3 separate regions of the Homo sapiens genome follow, and regions 1 and 2 are each linked to region 3. The links are chromatin contacts, found by Hi-C or POLR2A ChIA-PET in ENCODE. All regions are on one chromosome and are shown on one strand. The core of a region is the stretch at or near the end of the contact, and the rest is flanking DNA. Distances in the headings are between cores, read along the strand shown.

Region 1 (3,511 bases), core at 1-2,500, 670 kb before region 3:
GCCCCCGCACTGGACGCAGAAGATGAATAGAGAAACACGGAATTTCACCCCAACAAGAATGGAATCTTGAAGGCAGTTTACCTTGGAAGCTCATTTAGCAATCAAGGAAAAAAAAAAAAAGGGATCTGGAAGCTCCATTCTGGCGTTAGGGGCGGGAATGTTTTGTGTTGCATGAACAATGACTAGCTTGCTCAAGCAGCCTCCCAACCCCCACAACTTGGCTTCTGGTCTGGCCAGTCACCCTGAAAGCTGCCAGGGCTGTCACTCGGTGCCTTCCAACAACTGGACTTGGCTCCTAAAGGATTTGTCAGATCATCCTCCCAATATGGCTGCCCGAGTAATCCCAGTCGGCTGAATGCCGAGACCACACCAGCCTTCCTCACACCTGGCCAGCATCCAACAAGCCCCCTCCCTTCCTATCGCACCCCTCTTTCCAGGCCTCGAGCCCTCGGCTCCCCCAGCGCCAAGCGATGACCTTTCCTATCGCCATCTGGCAAAGGGCATAACCACATTCCCAGCCGAAGCCCGATGCCCACCACAAAGGAGGAAAGGGGAGAGGGAAAATGAGAAACGATGGCTTCAAACGAAGCACAGCCGCCCCCCGGGCTGCAACGTGCGCGGAGCCCAGGGAACGGCCAGGCAGCGGCGGGTCTGGAGAGCGCTGGGCACAGCCGGGGCCTGGCAGCGCGGGGGAAACGGAGGGCCGGTGCAGGGCACTGCGGGGGCCCCAGCCGACCGCTGGACGCCGGCCCGGGACTCGCTGCTGGCCTAGGGAGGGGTCCCCTCCCCCGAGGGCGAGGCTCCCGCACCCGGCGCCCGTCCCGCGCTACCTCCCCTCAGACCCCGCCCGGACCCCGGCCCGGCCGCTCCTCCCCGCGGAAGCGGCCCCCTCCCCAACCCCGCGACCGCGGCGCCAACCGCGGCCAGCCCCGCCGCCTTACCTCAGCCGCGCTGCAGACCGACGGGCGGACCGGGTCAACAGGAGCCGCGGCGCGCGGGGGCGCGGGGGGCCGGGCACCGACGCACCTCAGCGCGAGCAGCGGCCGCCGCGAGCCGCAGGGCGCCGCTCCGCAGCCCCATCACGCAGCAGCCCGGCACCGCATCGAGGTGGGAGGTGGGCGGTGGGCGGCGGACAGGAGTGCGCGAGTGCGGGAGGCCAGGGCGCGGCGACGGCCGGCGGTGACGGCTGCGGAGGACGGGGAGCTGCTCCGACGCGCGCGGGCGCCTCCCAGGACCGCTGCCGTCACACTGCCCCGCTTCGGCCCTCGCGAAACTCCGCCCGCAGTCGCCGGCGCGGGACACCGCCCCGAGCTGGGCCTCTGCGCGTCACCTCGTATCCGCCCCGGCGCCCGCGACGGACACGGGCTGTGACCAATCACAGCACAGAGCTCGGGGCGGCCAGCCAATCGTAGGGTGAGCCGGGGAGTGGGGCTGCTGCGGGGGGCTGCAGGAACATCGAGCGCCCCCTGGTGGCCCTCGGGCCGGCTCAACCAGGGGTGCGGGCTGGCCAAAGCCGGAGCCCGGAGTTCCCTCCCGGGTGACCCCCAAGGGCATTCGTCGGAATCAGCCGCCCCCAGCCACCCCGATAATCCGCCTTATACGGGGACAAAAGATTGACTGAGTGGAGCGGGGCGGGGCCCAGGGGTCCTGACGCCCGCAGAGGAGCTGGGATCAACATGGGAGGCGCCGAGAGTGGAATCATTGTCCGTCGGAAAACATCTCGCAGGCGGAACCGGCCGAACGCGGCGCGGTGGGAGCGGAACCCCGAGAGGGGATGAGCGCATCCCGCGGGAAGCTGCCTGGCCTATTCTTACAGAACCCGAGCAAAACACCTCCCACGCGCCACCTCGGGAGAGAAGGCGGAATGAGTAATGGAAAAGCATGACTTGGTGGGCATTCCACTTGTCTCCTTGGGAGACCGCGGAAGGGCTGTGAGGAGAGGAACAAACGCTTTGCACCGTCCCTGAGTTAACGAGCCCAGCCCCCTTCTGGGAGATGCCCTTGAAGGAGGGAGAGTGGAAGTTAGAAACCCGGAGGACACAAAAGCACGAGCAGTGATTTCTTTAAAATCAGATTTAGATTCAGCTGGAAAGAAAAATCTCACTGTTCAGAAACTGTTCAATTCAGTACTTAACAAAATATAATCTTCAGTGATAATATATTCAATTATCAGGCCCAGGCCGAGCACTATTACTTTATAAGGTTGTGAATTATTTTTATTTACTAGCAGACATTGAAAGTAAAATCACATGTCTTCCCCTGAATTAAATACAGTATTATTGTGAGTAAAAGGTATTATGTACAAGCATATGCACTAAAACATCGAAATTAATTTTCTACACTAATAATTCTGGAAAATCTCCACCACCACTCAAGTCCTCAGACTCTTCATCCGCTTTTATTGATCACGTCTCATTTTATAGAATTTAAGCTCCACCTACCTGCAAAAGGATTTGACATAGCTTACACTAAAGCATACAGCAGTGAAACCGTATAGCTTTAAAATAGGCGTAAAATTCATAATAATGAAACAAGCAAGAGACTTTTTAAAAGCTGTTTGAATGAGAGGCATGCCTAGAAAGAAAAATTTTTTTGTTTTGTTTTGAGACAGAGTTTTACTCTCGCCCAGGCTGAGCTCAGTGGCACGATGTCAAATCTCTGCAACCTCCGCCTCCCAGGTTCAAGCGATTCTCCTGCCTCAGCCTCCCGAGTAGCTGGGATTACAGGTGCCTGCCACCACGCCCGGCTAATTTTTGTATTTTTAGTAGAGACGGTGTTTCACTATGTTGGTCAGGTTGGTCTTGAACTCCTGACCTCAGGTGATCCACCTGTCTCAGCCTCTCAAAGTGCTGGGATTACAGGAATGAGCCACCGCGCCCGGCCAGAAAAACAATATTTTAAAAATCCATAGTCAAGGAAATATGTTGCCACTGAGCACAGAACTCAGCTCTTAGCTTCCTGACGGCTAAGAGTAAAATGAAACTATAGTAGGTTAATAAAGAGGAACTCATCAATTCAACAGTAGACACCACTTCATCATAGCGTGGACCTCCTTGCGTAAATACTGTGGTGAGCGCCATGGAGAGTTACGAAAACCTGGGTGGCTGTATTGCTTGAGCTCTCAATGGAGCACAATCTAAAAAGAATCTAAAACGTAGTGAAGAACCAGGCGCGGTGGCTCACGACAGTAATCCCAACACTTTGGGAGGCTGAGGCGGGTGGATCACTTGAGGTCAGGAGTTCGAGACCAGCCTGACCAACATGGCAAAACCCCATCTCTACTAAAAAATACAAAAATTAGCCAGGCGTGGTGGGCACGCCTGTAATACCAGCTACTTGGGAACCTGAGGCAGGAGAATCACTTGAACCCGGGAGGTGGACGAGGCGGCAGTTGCAGTGAGCTGAGATCCTACCACTGAACTCCAGCCTGGGAGATAGAGTGAGACTCTGTCTCAACAAAAAATAAAATAAAATTTAAAACAAAAACGTAGTGAAGAGGGTGTGATTGTGA
Region 2 (3,353 bases), core at 202-2,701, 970 kb before region 3:
TTGGATGAATCCACAGAAGTCTCTGTTTCCCTGGCCAGGTGTTTCAACACCCAGCAATGCTCATGTCATCAATCAGGTGACTTAGTCAAGTGCCACAGTGTTGGGTATCAGAAAAAAAGATCCAGAAAGTCCTGGTCTGAGAGCTCTAGTCCTTAAAAATTTAGACTTGGGCCAGGCACGGTGGCTCACGTCTGTAATCTCAGCACTTTGGGAGGCCGAGGAGGGCAGATCACGAGGTCAGGAGGTCGAGACCATCCTGGCTAACATGGTGAAACCCTGTCTCTACTAAAAATACCAAAATTAGCCGAGCGTGGGGGCAGGCGCCTGTAGTCCCAGTTATTCGGGAAGCTGAGGCAGGAGAATGGCGTAAACCCGGGAGGCGGAGCGTGCAGTGAGCCAAGATTATGCCACTGCACTCCAGCCTGGGTGACAGAGCAAGACTCCGTCTCAAAAAATATATATATTTAGACTCAACACCCCACCTAAGCCATAAGACTGAGCAGAAATTCTAGTATGTGACACCTCTGGAGAGAAACAGGTTAACACAATCAAGCCTCTCTTCTGGCAATACACGTGTTGATGAGGTCCTGCAGTCCACAGAAGACTTGGAAGTCAAAGAGGTCACAGGTCCCAGAGACCACAGAAGTCAGAGGTCCCACGGGCCACAGAGGTCAGAGATCTCACAGGCCACAGAAGTCAGAGGTCTCACAGTCCATGGAATTCAGAGGTCCCTGGGTCCACAGAAGTCACAGTCCCACGGTCTATGGAAGTCAGAGGCCCCACAATCCACAGAAGTCATAAATTCTAGAGTCCACAGAAGTCAGGAGTCCATAGTCCACAGATGTCAGGGGTCCCTCCATCTCTAGAAGTTATAGGTCCTACAGTTCATGGCAGACTTTCCTAGGAAAATTTAAACTCTGATGTGCATGGTCATTTCCATTTCTAAACCCTACACAAAAATCTGAGGGGAGACACGCTCAATCAGATAGCATTAAAGCTGGAAAGAACGCACCATGATGTTAGCAAAAACCACTTCAACTACTCATGCCATTAGAGTCATCAAAGGGGGGAGGCAGGAAGGAAGGGAGGGACAGAGAAAGAGACAGTAATGAAAGAGAAAATAAGTCTGAAAAGAAAGGAGAAAATAGAAATATAAAAGATTAGAAAAAACAGGAGATAACAAAATAAAAAAGACAAAAACCTCACTTTGGCATTTACAGTTTAAAGCTGTCAGGGCATTTTATGAAATGACAGTTGCAATAAAACAAATAGAATGGTGAGTCATCTGGGTTCCAACTTCTGAGTCAAAAGGGGCTGTTTCTAGACAAACCAGCAGCTCTGCTGCCTGCACATTTAACGATGCCTATCGGTGCACCACAGCTACGGAACAGGATGTGGAGAACGAGGAGGTGGGAGTGAGCATTGTCTTTACTGGTCCCAGTGTCATTGCAAATAAAGACTGTCAAGATTTAAACCATAATAATGGAAAGGCTATAAAGGTCTCAGTTATAATGTTTCCTCTGATGTTCCCTTTCATAAAATGGCCTCTTTATGTTGCTTGCGTAGCAGTCATCCACTGAACATCGGCATATGTGTGGCCCAGTGGGAATGTTGCACCCTAAGTTCCTAGCAGGACGCCAGGCAGCAACTGTGCAATCCAACTCCTTGGCTCATCATCTCCATCGCACATAAGTGAGCACACACACTCACTCATTCCACAAATATGTATGAGTGCCTATTTTCTGCCAGGAGCTGAGCAATACGGTATATGCCCAACCCATACAGGGCTTAGCAAAGTGCCTAGGTGCCAAACAGCCAGGAAACACACATGCAAAATATATACGGCCATACAACACAGGGACTCCTTTCCTACTTTGGCACCTAAAAGTCTTACATAAGTGCCTGGCAGCCTAGCAGGAAATGGGACTTTTCCTTCTCCATGCCAGAGCAAAGTAGATAAGCTGGAACACAAATCAGATAAATGCTCAAAAAGGGGGCTTAATATGGTGCCCACAAAGACTTGCCTTTACTTGGACACACCAGACAAAAATGCACAGAAACCTGCTGTTTCAACAGAATTATTTATCTGCAGCCTGCCATCTAACCATTCTAGGCACCAGGGAACCTCAAAGGAAAATACAAACAAAACCTCTGCAAATTAATACTTTGTAGACATGCCAAGGAGGCATGAACTAAGAAAGACACCAGCAGCACGTGTAGGGATGAAATGAGGCTGAAACCTGTAAACCAGGGAGCCGTGTGATGCAATTAGAGATGCCAAAGTCCAAAATTAGGAAAGGATCGATCTAGTCAAGCCCAACTTGGTGGCAGGTAGAGAATAACTCACATTTCTAGGTGGGCAGCCTGTGCCAACCACAAACCATCCCTGGGCTGCCTTCCCTGCTGATCTATAATTGGTGGGTCAGTGATGGAGCTACCAATTATCTTGAGGCCCCCTGTATTTAGTTCACAGACAAAGGGAAGCAGGAGAGACCAGTTAGTAATGAGTAAGTAATGGCCACGAAAATACATTGTATTATACAAAGCTGCTTCGGCAGGAAAAGCCATTTGGAAAATAAAGCGTAAAAGAATAAAATAAGCTGGAGAAACTCAATTTTCTCCTCCCTTCCTCCCAAAGCCACACTTAGGATAAAATGAGGTTTGTGCAGGTTAATCCTTAAGAGGTAAGAAAAAAATGATTAAATACATTTAAAAAATCAATTGTACATTAAACCAAATCCAGGAACTGCAAAAACAAACACGGCAGCGTTCCTCCAGCCGGCATTAGCTCTGCCAGTCTGGTCAGTAGGGGATACCCCCACCTGATGGAGCCCGCTGAGGTCACAGAAGACAAGCAGAGAGGAAGGGGAGAGAACCAGGGCTGGGGAGTGGGATGGGACCACAGATCTGGATTTCACTGGAACTGAAGTTATTTCTAGATATTATAAAGAAATAAAATGCCTTACAAATGGGGCTCTGGGGACCAGGCTGAATTCTTCAAAAATCCAATAGAAATAATAATAATGAGAATCATTTGATAAACAGAAATTATAAACCACCTTACTGTCAAATGATGTGCCACTATTTCTCGTTATTTCTTCTGTTTATTAACAAATTCTATTAACTGCCATTTTTCAGACAACAGAGAGCTGGAGAGGTGAGGTTAAGAGGCATGCCTTTGCCGGGCGCGGTGGCTCACGCCTGTAATCCCAACACTTTGGGAGGCCGAGGCAGGCGGATCATGAGGTCAGGAGATTGAGACCATCCTGGCTGACATGGTGAAACCCCATCTCTACTAACAACAAAAAAAAATTACAAAAAAATTAGCCGGACGTGGCGGCGGGCGCCTGTAG
Region 3 (3,437 bases), core at 581-3,080:
GTAGTCCCAGCTACTCGGGAGGCTGAGACAGGAGAATGGCGTGAACCCGGGAGGCGGAGCTTGCAGTGAGCTGAGATGGCGCCAGTGCACTCCAGCCTGGGCTACAGAGCGAAACTCCGTCTCAAAAAAAAAAAAAGAAAAAAAAAATTAGCCAGGCTTGGTGGCGGGGCCTGTAATCCCAGCTACTCGGGAGGCTGAGGCAGGAGAATCGCCTGAATCCGGGAGGCGGAAGTTGCAGTGAGCCCAAAGATCGCACCACTGCACTCCAGCCTGGGCGACAGAGGAAGACTCCCTCTCAAAAAAAAAAAGGAAGTCTCAATGGAGACATGGAGGGAAGGGTTGCAAGGGAATGAATGACAGGGAAGAGATGAATGAGAAACTCTTCCAATCTATGAAGACCCACCGAAGTTTTTGGTTAAAGTAACCTGGTGACTGCCCACAATACAAGTACAAAAAAAGCTCAGGGACGCTTTCATCAGTCATCTTCCAAGATAAGTTTCTCAACCATTGTTTGTTGTAAGGAACATATCCAGGTAGGAATCCAGGCTGCAACTACTCAAGCCAAGATGATCATCCCAGAATAAACTATTTTATGCAAAATATCCTACACTCAAAAATTCCTGTGCCAGGCCGATGAGGTCCTCAAATTAATACTCCAAATATCTGTAAGACTCCGAAAGGACCCCAAGCCACCGGCTGTGATAAAGGAAAAAAGAAAATTACTAATACTCAAAAATATTTTACCTTCTATTCTCGGCGGGAGGTGACAAGGGGAGGTGGCGAGGGGTACCATCTCCCTTCCTAACCGCAGAACTCAACCTCCTAAAAATGCATTGTCTCCGCTGGAAAAAAGGTGCCTGACCATAGACCTAATGCAGCTTTCAAAACAAGGAACACCTTACAATTCTGCGGTCTCTGGCGTTGGAAGCGTCTACCAGCCGGCGAGAAGTGTCTCAACACACCTTCCAGACCTCATATGAGTTCGGGTCCCTGGCTTAGCCACCCCGCGTGTGGCCGCAAGCATCACCGTTCACCAGCACCACCCAGGCCTTGCTGACGTCCAACGTCCGCAGACCTTTTTGCCCGTCCGGATGACCTCCCGCGCTGCCCTGAGGAACCTCGGGCACACCCGAGCATCAGCGATCCTACCACGGGCTCTGAGGCGCTGCGCTTCGGGAGAGGCCCCAGGAGAAGGGGGCGGGGGAGGGGGGGCCGCGCCACAGCGTCCAGGCTGGACCGCCGCCGAGCACCACTCACCGGCCACTGACTCTTCAGAATGGGGAAAAGCTGGGGACGCCGCGGGGAGGACGGGCGGCGGGGCACAGCCGCCCTCGGGGCTGCGGTCAGGACGTAGGGGTGAGGAAGGCCCGACCCCCTCCCTCGGCCCTGCCCACCAGTCCCCGACGCCGGGACTTCCTCCTCCCGAGCGCCGGCGCCGTAGCCCGGGGAAGGCCGGTAACCGCCGCGGGAGGCTGGGGCCGCGCCCGGGGCGAAGGCCGAGGGGACCGCAGGCGGTGGGGCGCGCGCGGCTGGGCCCGGGAACTCACCCGCCGGCGAAGAGGTGAAGCAGCGTGTTCTCCTTCTGCTGGCCGCCCGTCGCCATGGCCGCGCCGGCTCCGCGGCCCGTCGCCGCCCGGTGGCGAGAGCGCGTGGCGGCTCGAGGGATGCGCGAGGTCGCCGGGTCTTGTCTCCCCGCTGCCCTCAGGGGGCTGCCGGCAACGCCTCCATGCGCGCGCGGGCTCCAACGCCCGGCTCTGCTCGGCCCGCGCCTTCCGCGGCGTGGCCGCCGGCGCCTCACCGGCCTCTGCGGCGCGAGCCCGGCGGGGAGCTAGAGCCCGGCGCGCGGCCGTCACGTGGCGGGGGCCGGACCGTGACGTCACGGGCGCGCGAGTCTGGGGCGGGGCGTGACGGGGGTGTGGACCCAAATTTCGAGCGCTCATTGGTTAGGACGCGGATGTGGGCGGGGAGGTTGCGCAGTTCTGGGGCGGAGCCAGCCCCGAGCGAATGACTGGGGAGAGGGGCTGGCCTAGGCCGGAGCGTGGAGGCAGTGGAAACTGGCTGTGACTGACTGGTCCTCGCTCCTCAGAGAAGCCTCGCGAGGCCCTAGGCCTTGCCTTATTTTAAAAGTTTACTTTGTGATATTTACGTGTGCAAAAGGTGTACAAATTACGTGTTACATCTCACACCTCTGTACTCACCACCCCGTTTAGGGAAACAAAAACATAATCTAAAAATCTATAATCTAAACAGCCTTAGATAATCAGTGAGGCCCTCACGGTGGCTCACGCCTGCAATCTCAACACTTTGGGAGGCCGAGGCGGGCGGGCGGATCGCCTGAAGCCAGGAGTTACAGACCAACCTGTCCAAGACGGCGAAACCGTGTCTCTACTAGAAATACAAAAGTTAGCCGGACGAGGCGGCGCACCCCTGTCATCCCAGCTACTTGGGTGGCTGAGGCTGGATAATCGCTTGAGCCCGGGAGGCGGGGGCTGCAGTGAGCCAAGATCTTGCCACTGCACTCCAGCCTGGACGACAAAGCGAGACTCTGTCTCAAATAATTAATAATCATTATCATTATGTGGATTTTTGATCTCCCTATAAGTAGTAGTATATGCTGCGTATATTTTGCAGTATGCTTTTTGCTTCTTTTCTGATCATCTCCAGCCCAGACCTAGATATCCAAACTGCTTCTCTCAGCCTATGTCACTGGGTCATTGTCATACTCAACCTGACATCTTCTAATCTCCAGGTCTCCCCCAGATGGAGACTTTCCTGGCCGCCTTTGCAGCGCAGTCTGTCACACGACTATAGAACCAGGGCTTCTGCAGTTAGTTTGTTGATTTATTTAAGTTGTCCTTCCCATACAGGAATGTAAGCTTCAGGAGAGCAGGGACCTTATTTCTTTTGTTCACAGTTGTTCCTGACACAGTACCTGCCACCTAGTAATGCCCAAGGAGCTAATGAATAAAGGTCCCAAATTGAACTTATCATTCTTCCCCTCCCCCAAACCTGCTCTACCTCTATTTCCTGTCCTGGCAGTGACACCACTGACTGCACAGGCACCAGTGCCAGAAGCTTTCCTGTTACCTTGGACTATGTCTCTCTGTCTGTCTCTCTCTCAGCAGACCACCATTCACCTGCAGAACGTACCAACCCTTTCTCTTCCGTCTCTCAGAGCTCCGGAAAGCTGTACCTTGACCAGAACAAGCAGTTAGATGTCCTGTGTGTAAACATAGAGAGCTTAAGTAGGAGGGAATTGTGTGGAAACGTGGGAGCTAGCCAGCCAATCTGTATTTGATTGCTGGGACTCTTTAAATAAAAACAGCTCTTAGGAGCAGTCCTCCAAAATGCAAATACAGTGGTTACTATTAAAGCCATTGCTCCCAGGCCTAGGAGAAGGGGAAGCCATACTAGGGCATGAGATATCTGAGAAAAAG

Evidence for each region. Hi-C counts contacts between places; a loop is a spot of excess contacts on that map. ChIA-PET counts read pairs that join two places held with the same protein, here RNA polymerase II (POLR2A). Pooled maps may share reads with other maps.
Region 1: a pooled map shows a loop between it and region 3 (11-fold over the local background). The contact joins the promoter of KIF1B here to the promoter of SLC25A33 in region 3. A Hi-C loop is called at or near these places in 1 of 168 maps with a recorded cell type or tissue (transverse colon) and 8 of 50 pooled maps. POLR2A ChIA-PET finds 5 or more read pairs at or near these places in 3 of 52 experiments (K562, T-cell and activated naive CD4-positive, alpha-beta T cell).
Region 2: a loop to region 3 is called in a pooled map, with 4 times the contacts of the local background. The contact joins the enhancer-like site here to the promoter of SLC25A33 in region 3. A Hi-C loop is called at or near these places in 1 of 50 pooled maps. POLR2A ChIA-PET finds 5 or more read pairs at or near these places in 3 of 52 experiments (A673 and activated CD4-positive, alpha-beta T cell).

What each region holds. Positions count from the first base shown.
Region 1 is chr1:10,208,309-10,211,819 of GRCh38, reverse strand. It overlaps KIF1B (kinesin family member 1B), which reads right to left and starts at 1,250. Exons shown (of 49, transcript NM_001365951.3): 1 at 942-1,250. RefSeq lists an enhancer at 1-117 and silencers at 1,019-1,538, 1,569-1,648, 1,735-2,029.
Region 2 is chr1:10,509,074-10,512,426 of GRCh38, reverse strand. The region is part of intron 2 of PEX14 (peroxisomal biogenesis factor 14); the gene reads right to left. Among named protein-coding and RNA genes, the nearest start is that of PEX14, 36 kb to the right of the region's middle. RefSeq lists an enhancer at 3,071-3,353. Within about 2 kb of position 1,451, at least 19 of the 41 ENCODE cell types and tissues checked have a DNase peak (open chromatin) inside an H3K27ac peak, as active enhancers do; they include A673, where a contact is called at or near this core.
Region 3 is chr1:9,537,858-9,541,294 of GRCh38, reverse strand. SLC25A33 (solute carrier family 25 member 33) reads right to left here and starts at 1,830. Exons shown (of 7, transcript NM_032315.3): 1 at 1,548-1,830. The coding sequence starts at 1,603. RefSeq lists enhancers at 975-1,104, 1,771-2,065 and silencers at 1,175-1,534, 1,555-2,074.